Regions from separate parts of the Homo sapiens genome. Here region 1 is linked to region 2. A link is a contact called in ENCODE Hi-C or POLR2A ChIA-PET data. All regions are on one chromosome and are shown on one strand. Each heading gives the region's core, a stretch centred on a gene start or an enhancer-like site at or near the end of the contact. The rest is flanking DNA. Distances are from core to core; before and after follow the strand shown.

Region 1 (4,788 bases), core at 675-3,174, 41 kb before region 2:
TTTGATGTATTCCTTTAAAATGGTATCCTGCCTACCTCCCTTACTTCCTTTTCTTTTTCTTTTCTTCCTTGTCTTAACTTAGTCAATGACATCTTACGTCTGAAGAAATCAGGACTTATTGTTGATGGATCAGCTGATCATGGATGTATTCTTTCTTTTCCAGTATTCTTGACTAGTTTTCTCAGGTTAACTCAGTGACCTGGTGCAGAGATTTGGAAACCGCTCTGCTTTAAGGAAACCAAGCTGTTCTCCCACTTGATCATCCTCCTTTTATTGGAGGATGGCATTGTCATGGCCTGGCAGCCCATATTTCTTTCTGGGGGTATTTGGCCCAGCTTTCAGCACAGAGTAGGTGCTCAGTAAATATGTGAGTGGTGAATGGATGAATAATTAGGTATTAATACCCCTTCCCCAGATAGGGCAGGAGTGGAATTTAACAGACATCTTTCAAGATTGCTGCAGTGAGTACCTTCTTTTTAAAATGTCAAATACAGGCAGCCACCAGTGGGAGGTGGGATGTCATTACCCTAAAGGTCATTTATAAATTGGGTCTGCTCCACATGTGTTCATCTGGGGCTCAGGCTAAGGGGCAGCAGTCACTCAGAGGAAGCTCTTTTCATTGAATGACAGGGACACAAGAGGGTGAGCAGAACTGGCCGTGACTCTTGAGGTCGGTACTTGGTGGGTGTATTGTTTGTTCTGGATCATTCCATTGGCCAAAGCAGGTCATATGGTTGAACCCAGAATCAAGGGGTGAGAAAATATGAGAAGAGCTGCAAAGTCTCATGGCCAATGGCATGGCTACAAGGAAGGATGAGGAATGGGGACCAGTAATGCAATCTACCCCCATGAGGCAATGTTTTGAGCAACATTTGCCTGTCTCATAGTGCCGGTATCTAACCTGAGAATGACACTAGCTCCAAGGAAAGCAGAACAGAACACATGTATGGAGCCGAGCACTGTGCCTGGTACACTGTTATTAGGGGCAGACTTGGAATTGGAACCCAGGTCTCCTGGCTCCCAGGCCTGGGACACTTTCCGACACATCACGTGGCTTCTTCTCTCCAAGTTCATCACTCTGTGAGGCAGCCTGTCAAACCCAGACAAGTCCTGTGGCTATTTTTTTCTGCTGACTTTTCACCACGGGGATGCCAGCCAAACAGAGCTAGTGTCACGGGCCTGACGGGTGTCAAACCTTGTGTGTGAAGAACGTCCCCGTCATCCTCTCTCCCTCATCCCCCAAACACTTATCTCATTACCGAGGCGGGGGCAGGGAGCCGGGGAGGGAGGGAGGCAGCGTGGAAGTGTTTATTCTCTTCAGGAGCAAGTCTCTCTCCTAATTAGTAGGTGATTCTGTGAGATGAAGCCCAGGTGGGGAATCAACTTGGGGGTCTGGAGTGGTGCTCCAGACGTCCCTGATTACCCAAATCCCCAGCTGGGGTGAGGACCCCTCACGTGGGGAGGGAAAGTGGGGGAATATTAGTTTCTGATACAACGAGAGACAAGAGAATAATTCTACGAGGCCGTGTAGAACAAGCAGAGAGAGAAAAGCTCTTTGAGTGCAACAAGGAATGGGGTTTTAAAATTTCATTTGCACAGCGGCAGGTCTTGCCAATTGGATCCTTTCCAGAAAGCAATCTGCTAAGTCTGACAGTCGGAAGAAATGCCGGGCTGCTGAGCGAGGAGAGGCTGGGTTTTTTTAAGGGTTTATTTTTCATCCAGGTCCTTTGTGAGCAATGGCTTTTTTTTTTTATTCCATTTTAAAAGAAAAAGACACGCAGCGATCCTCTTTGTGAGGCGGGAAAGGGCTTCCCTGACCATCTGGGCCTCAGAGGGACTCGGGGAGAGGCGGCCTTTTGTGTCGGGGCATTCAATGCCCGCGCGGCCGCCGTTTATCTTTGCTGCCACTCACACCAGACTGGCCTCGCTGCCGGCTGGCCCAGGGCACACACAGAAGCTCAGAGCAGTCCTCCAGGTCCTTATCTGTGTCACGGGCAGGAGGTCGGGGGGTTGGGGGGTCTCTCTGAGCCCACCCAGAGGTCCATTGTGTTGGCTGCTCGGAGCGACAGACCAGCACCGCAGACATCTCTTTGCCCAGACCTATTCTTCGATGCACAGCGCTCTCTCTCTCTCTCTCAGCCTCTCTACCCTTCCTTGAATCCATTCCCCTCCTGCCAGTGGGGCTCGGGGATTTAGGGTGAGCATGGATTCTTGGCCCACGCCAGCTGTTACGAGAACATTTCATTGCGTGCATGTGTGCGTGTGCATGCGTGCACACACACACACTCATGCACACATGCACACACCCTTTCAGCCCTGCCTGTCAGCCAGGCTCCAGAGTCTGAGCAATCTTTTTATAGAAATGCTGAGGTGACGAGGCTGTCTTGCCTTGGGTCCTTGCCCGAGTGCTGGGGCTGTTTTGTCCTCAGACAATTGCACTAGAGCAATACTGGCCAAGAAAACGCAGGCACAGTGGGCTGGCTTAGGGCAGACTTGGTAGAGAGAGCATTTTAGCTGTGCAGGGGTTTCGCCTATTTAGAGGCTCGTTTGGGGTGTTATTTTTATAGCTTACAAGGCTCACTTTCACACATATCATTTGGTCCTTATAGTAGCCCTGTGATATTGGCAGGGTGCCTATTCATCCCATTTTCTGGATGAGTAAGCTGAGGCACAGAGAAGCTATACTGGCCTGATTTTACAGGCAGGGAAATTGAGTAAGAGTGAAGTGAATTATATACACTTAATTTGTTTTCATCCCAACCCATGAGATTTCAGCATACACTACCTGTCATTGTAGACAGCTATTTATGAGTTCAATATCTGTTGCTTTAAAAACAATGTGAGGCCGGGCTCGGTGGCTCATGCCTGTAATCCTAGCACTTTGGGAAGCCGAGGTGGGTGGATCACCTGAGCTGAGGAGTTCGAGACCAGCCTGGCCAACATGGCTAAAACCCGTCTCTACTAATAATACAAAAATTTGCCAGGCATGGTGGTGCGCACCTGTAATCCCAGCTACTCGGGAGGTTGAGGCAGGAAAGTCACTTGAATCCAGGAGGCGGAGGTTGCAGTGAGCCGAGATCATGCCATTGCACTCCAGTCTGGGCAACAAGAGCAAAACTCCATCTCCAAAAAAAAAAAAAAAAAAAAAAGACCAAAAAAAAACAAAAACACTCAAACAAGGTGACTGCTGGGTGGAGATCACTTTATCTTGTTGAATGTCTCAAGGTCCACCATGACAAAGCTGCCTTACACCAAAAAGGTAAAGATTTGGAGACTCAATGTCCCTGAGTGACTTTGGCCTCTAAGACCCCCATAGGTGTACAAGGCTAAGCCAGGAGGAGGACGGGGCTGGGAGCTTGGGGTTGCAGAGACAGAGACAGGGCTGGGGGAATCTAGCCCTTTCTTCCTGGCTAGGACAATGCTGCCGCAATGAAAAGATGTGAAGGACAAGAATTTGAGGTGGTGGGGAGTATTGACAGGGCCATTACTTGTGTATTTATCACAGGTGGTTGGGTGTGTCTAGGGACGCTCAGCATTTAAAATCCAGCCATGGTGAAACATGCTGGGAGCCTTGAGTTGTAAGTTTCTGCTTCAGGTGGGCATGGGCCTTGAAAGACTCAATCATGTAGTCCTGGCTCTACAAGGGCATGGCCCTGTGTCTGGAAGCTTTTGGCTGAGGAGGGGTGGCTCAGGGCTGTCGTGGGCCCAAAGAATGAGATGCTATGAGCAGGCACCCCCTAGCATGGCTCAGGAGGGGCTTCTGGACCAGGGTTCATCCCAATAGCCCTACCAGTTGCTATAGTATTGAAATGCTTCTCTGTCATTGTCCCAAGTGTCCCTTCCACCTGGGCTGCTTGCCATAGCCTGAGGCACCCATGTTCCTGCCCCAGGGCTGAGGCTGGGGCTCATTCTGAATGGCAGAGGCCCAGGCTGTCTCCGTTGTTAAATATTTAGAATGTCACCCCTGTGGAGCCCCACAGCCCACTCCCACAACCAGAATGGGTTTTTGTTCCCACCCGTTCAAGGCCTCTGAGCTCAGAAATGCCAAATGCTCAGTGAATTCGGGTTAAGCTGGCCTTGCTGCGTTCTGTGAGCTGCACCGCCCGGAGAATAATAGCATCTCTCAGGATGTTAGGAAAGCAGCCCCTGTTGATTTTGCAGCCCTTGAATAGCAGCTTCGTGGAAAATGTTTCTGATTTGTGCGGAGGCTCTCCCCTAGCCCCGGCCCCCGAGAGGCTGGTGTAATGCTTCTTTTCATGTGGCAGGATCGGATATGACCAGCGTGGGTTCTTTCTGTCAGATATTACGAGTGGTTATTACCGAGGCAGCCCAGCTGCCATGTGGGGCTTGGCCCTCGCTCCGGGTCTGGCGAGGCGCTGCTGTCGTATCTGAATTTCTTCATCTACAAGATCTGAATCCAATCTAGTTGCTGTGAGCCTGTTTGTGTAGCAGAAGGGAGCGGGGCAGTGAGGGAGATGGGGGGAGGCCCACGTGAGGTCGCTCATCCTTCCGGGAGGCTTTGCTGGTTAATGAAATCTCTGATTTGTTGACTGGGGGAGGGCCCCTTTGGCTGACGTTAACAGCTGATGGGGACATCGGTGTGTCAGGATGCCAAATGGTGACAGTTTGGACCTGCACCAACGGAACGGGGTATTTTCCACCCTGATTACCTCCAGTTCAAATGAGAGTGGGTTTATTTGAGTCAGGTGGATCTGGGAAACAATCAGAGAGAAAAGCAGAGGTGGCCTTCAGGGCTGTGTGTGCACGTGTGTGTATATGGTGGTGGGC
Region 2 (4,636 bases), core at 1,098-3,597:
TCTCCCACCCAAGCTGCCTTGGGATCTCACCTCCCAGCTCACAGGGCACCTTCTGCTCCCATGAGCCAGTTCGTCACTAAACATACACATGCACACACCTGCATTTTCACAATCATCCGTCAGGATGTGATTGCATTGCTCTCTTATAACTATTTCTTTTCAAGCACAAACATGTCTGCCCCCTCTGTGGTATCTCCCAGTGGCCCAGTGCTTTTCCACAAGCCAGGTGCCAAGGGGAGAAATGTGGGCACTCTGTCTTTTTCCTAATCTATTTATTTCTGTCTCTCTTATGTTTTTCTGTCTTTTCTTGCCAGCTATCATTCCAGAGGATGCTTAGCCGTACCCTGGGGATGGAGTATAATTTTTATCTATCTTTCTGTAAATACTTTGAATATCTCTTCTCCTCATCTGGGATGGGGGTAAGAGGAAGAGAGAGCTGAGCTAAGAGATGGAGAAGAACAGATACCTGAGAGCATTGCTTAAGCATCTAGAACTAGCCAAACCTGAAGCCTCACTATTTGTCTTAGTTTGGGTCCCCAAAAGCAGATGCTGAGACAAAGATTTGATTTTAAGTAGTTTATTTGTAAAATGGGCCCAGGAAGCCACACATAGGGGAGAAAGGAAGTCAAGGAAGGGAAGGAAGCCAATAACGACTGAGTGAATAAATAAGCCAATGACCCTTTGGGCAACTGAGGCTCAATCCAGTTAGGGAACTCTGGGAACTAGTGTGAAACATGCCTTTAAGGTACCTGTCTGAGAACGAGGGAGATGGGGTATTTATCCTTCAGCTTCTTGACCATCCTTGGTCAAAGGTTGCCTCTGGGGGCATTAACTCTCTGGAACTTCTGGCTGGTCCTGTGCATGGGCCAAAAGTGCTCCAGTGGCCAGAAGAAAAGTCCTGGTGTTCACCAGCCACCTTCCAGTGCATGTGGATGGGGCACTGACACCTCTGTTTCAATACCCCCATCCTCATCCCACCTGCACCATTACATTTGCTTTGCTGCTCATTCCAAGTCTGTTTCTGTCACTTGCAACCACAAGAATCCTGATTAACACATGGCCCCCGGCTGCCCCAGTCCCAGATACTTGTTCCCCACTGGAGCCCCCATGCACCTGTTCCTGTGCCTTTGGCACTGACTGCCTTTGCCCTTGTGAGATTACTTGATTTTGTCCCCTTTCTCCAAGCAGACCAAGGGCCTAACTCACTAGATGTGCACTGCATGCCAAGCCTTGTGAAACCCCCACAGCCACCCTATGAGGTGAGGACTGGAAGTAGATTTGCTGGATGAGGTTCACAGAGATCAAGCAACTTGCCCAAGGTCACACAGCTAGCAAACACTTGGACTCAGGTCTGCATGGCCTGATGACATGTGTTTTTGCTGCTTCTTGCTCCAGGCCTGCACTGTCCACCCTGGCCCATCAGTTATCATTTTAATTCTTCAGCATCTTCTCCCATTAGGCTCCACTCTCTCAAGCCACTCTCCTTACCACCAAATAAAAACATTTTCCATTAGCTCGTTTCATTTTCCTAGGATCTCTGACTCACTTAATCCCCTGCATTTTCCCCATTTGGTTAGGGGGTCCTTTCCCGCTTCTGGCATCTCCACTGTGGCTTCTCCGTGCACACAATAAGAAAGAAGCCCCATAGGGTTTGAAAAAGGTAGGGGTTGTTATTACCACCCTGTGTCACAGATAGGGAGGCAGAGGCCCAGAGAGGTGGTGCAAGGTGCTGAGACCACATAGCTGGTGGTTGACAGAGCCTGGCTTGGAATCTGAGTTTCTCTCTAAACCTTGGGGTGTCTCCTTACATTTACTGTGTTTACAGAATGCCTGGTGGTCCAACCTACTGTCCAGCTTCTCATGGGCAGGGACCACATGTGACCTCACTTGGGACTGGAGTTGTGGCTTCTGTCTTTACAAAGCATTTGGTAAAATGAATTGCTGTCTCCCTAGATGTAGCTGAGAAGGGGGTCTAATGGATCAGTTCCCCTGGGAGCTGGGAGCATGAGAAAGGTCTGGCTCCACTTTCCGGTCCCCCTCAGTGGATCTGGCCAGAGTGACCCTTTCTCCAGGAGCTGGGCGAGGGCCTGTGCCCCTCCATGCTGTGACTCGCACGGCGTTGACTTGGAAGGCTTGTAAAGCCCGCAGAGGGAAGGCTCCCTCGGGGGCCTAGGGGCCAGGAAAATGCAAGCCCTGTTCAACTGTCACCCAGCAACGCCACACACAAACATTTGCTGACAGGAAGAGGCGAGCGGCATTAAAGCTGCCTGACAGGGAGGTGACGGGGCAGCAGGGAGAGTGTGTAATTGCCAAGCCGGAAGGCTGGCCTGTGGCCAGCGTATTGAGTTTAACCACCTGTGTCACTGCCCTCCACATCCAACGAGGAGGATGCCCGCTGCCATGTTTCCAGGCTGAGCGCCCTGTCATGGTCTGGTCTGGCCTGACCCTGGGAGGACATCCGAGGGGTCAGCTTTGGGCATGGATTCCCACTCCTCCATCACAGCCTGAGCCGCTGAGTCAGGGCCCAAGTGCAGAAGCCAAGAGCGGCCCCAGCTCACGGGCGCCCCCTCTGTCAGAACAGCTCCTGCCTTACAGCTGGTGGGTCCTTGGGTGCCCCTCTTTCGTCCCCATGCTTCCCCCTGCTGCTGCAAGCTCGCTGTTCTGGAAACAGCCTCTGAGGAAGAAACGGGGCCCACAGAGGGTCTTTTGGTGACCACAGCTCCTGTTCCCTCACACTCTCCGATCAGAAGATGTAGAGCTGAGCCGAAGTCAGAAGAGAGGACCCTGACAGGGCTTTTCGGTGGGTTTAGGTGACACTAGGAGAGTCTGGCCCTGGAAGTCTGAAATTCTCTCCAGTCCTCCGTTCCTGGCCTACTTTCATTCAGTGAAGCTCCTGCTCAGCCCTATATTAGCCCGGAAGCCTCTCCAAAGGTGCCCACAGTGGCTGTGCAGCTGGGACCCAGGAAAGCTGGAAGGGGGAAGAGAAGAAGCGAAACTGTCCCCCAAAAGGCAGCCGGCCCCTTGGCCTATAGAAGGTCGACCCGACAGCAGGCTATGAAATCTGATAGCAGTCTCACAGCTTCCAAGAAATAATTATTCCCAGGAAAGTGTTTTCAAGTTTTAGATAAACTGCTATTTAAGAAGCAGAGAGGACGGAACTCGAACAGTGGCAAACGTCTGCGGCTTCCCCCAGCGGGCCCGTCATTAACCATTGCTCCCAGAGCTAAAGGCTGCTGCTCTATCCCCAATTAACAGCCACATTCCAGCAAGCTCCCTGTTTATCAAGGCATTAGCGTTGACATCTGGGGAGGGTGCCTGCCCAGGCCAGCCAGCAGGGAGGACTGAGCTCCCATCCGTCCACACACAGACGACGGCATGGGCCCTCCACAAAGGGTGGCCACAGATGAAGCTGCCCAGGCCCCCTCCGCAGCCGGCTTCTTCCCACTCCCTTCCCAGCACTGCTGTGTCATTCTACAGCCAGCGGAGTGTGAGCCAAGCAGCCCAGTCCCTGTAGTGACACGTGTGCCTCTGTGTGACTGTGTGTGCATGCGTGCCCGCGTGTGAGAACCTTATGTTTCTAGAGAAGATGGCGTCTGGGGAGGATTCTCTAAGGGATTTTCTGAGAACAGAAGCAATTTCTCTCCCCTTCTCAAGCCCTTGCGTGTGTGCATGCATGTGTGAGTGTGCACATGTAGGAGGTGCCATAGCTACTCCCGTCTTCCTATTTCTCCCCTTCATGATCTCCCCCTTCTTTTTCTTCCTCTCCAGTCACTATCACGAAAGCATTGATTCAACAACCCTCTACCTTCTTCTCTAGGCTGAGTACAAATTCTGTTGACCCCAAATGTGCTCTCTGGAGTTACATGAGGCAGAGTCCCTCAGCCCTTTTCAGAGCAGGAAGCCCACAAGCTGCCTTATTCCAAGGACCCATGACTACCAGGTTTGGAAAATGTCAACTCTGCACCAATGAACCGCCCTTTCCACACTTTGTCCCTGTACCCCAGCACTACCGGTACCCTCCCCTTTTCTGTCTGCCTTTCATTACTTCCGCTGAGCTTTCACTATCTTCTTTGCGGCCCCATTCCTTGCCTGATGCCCTAAATGTGGGGTGCTCTAACTTCCCCTAGGAGCCAGGCCAAGACGCTTGCAGGGGCTCAGTGGTGACTTTGGGACCCTGAAATCGACAGCCCTGGCCTCAGCCTGAGAATGCTTTTGTGGAACTTTCGTTTCAAATTAATAGAATCAAATTCACCCTCTTTCCCCTAATGGAGTTCCCCATTTCTGTCTGTCACTATTCTCTTAGCCTACACTTGAGAGTCATGTTTGACCCTTTGAACACCGCTTCCAAATTCAAGCAAGTCATCATCCTATTTCTACATCCACCCCTCCCTCGGCTTGTCCCTCCTGCCAGGCCACCCCAGGACTTTACTGATGAACTGGAGAGTGATGGACTCCCCCCCACCCCACCCCCACCGAGGGTTGGAAAGAACAGCACCCCCTGCCAAACCCCACCAGGATCTCGACCTTTGATCCCTCCTACACACAGCTGCTAGATTAATCTTCTCCTGCCGTGAGCCCGCCCCACCTCTCAGCCTTTGTGTGGTCAGTTTTCCTCTGCCTAGAATTGATTTGAGTG

The links. A loop is a pair of places that touch in the nucleus more often than their neighbours do. ChIA-PET counts read pairs that join two places held with the same protein, here RNA polymerase II (POLR2A). Pooled maps may share reads with other maps.
Region 1: a map of heart right ventricle shows a loop between it and region 2 (7-fold over the local background). The contact joins two enhancer-like sites. A Hi-C loop is called at or near these places in 10 of 168 maps with a recorded cell type or tissue (Right ventricle myocardium inferior, esophagus muscularis mucosa, heart left ventricle and 3 more) and 8 of 50 pooled maps. POLR2A ChIA-PET finds 5 or more read pairs at or near these places in 1 of 52 experiments (activated B cell).

What each region holds. Positions count from the first base shown.
Region 1 is chrX:39,516,212-39,520,999 of GRCh38, reverse strand. No RefSeq gene overlaps it. Among named protein-coding and RNA genes, the nearest start is that of LINC01283, 84 kb to the right of the region's middle. Within about 2 kb of position 1,924, at least 11 of the 41 ENCODE cell types and tissues checked have a DNase peak (open chromatin) inside an H3K27ac peak, as active enhancers do; they include heart right ventricle, where a contact is called at or near this core.
Region 2 is chrX:39,475,547-39,480,182 of GRCh38, reverse strand. No RefSeq gene overlaps it. Among named protein-coding and RNA genes, the nearest start is that of LINC01283, 43 kb to the right of the region's middle. RefSeq lists an enhancer at 1,687-2,229. Within about 2 kb of position 2,347, at least 5 of the 41 ENCODE cell types and tissues checked have a DNase peak (open chromatin) inside an H3K27ac peak, as active enhancers do; they include heart right ventricle, where a contact is called at or near this core.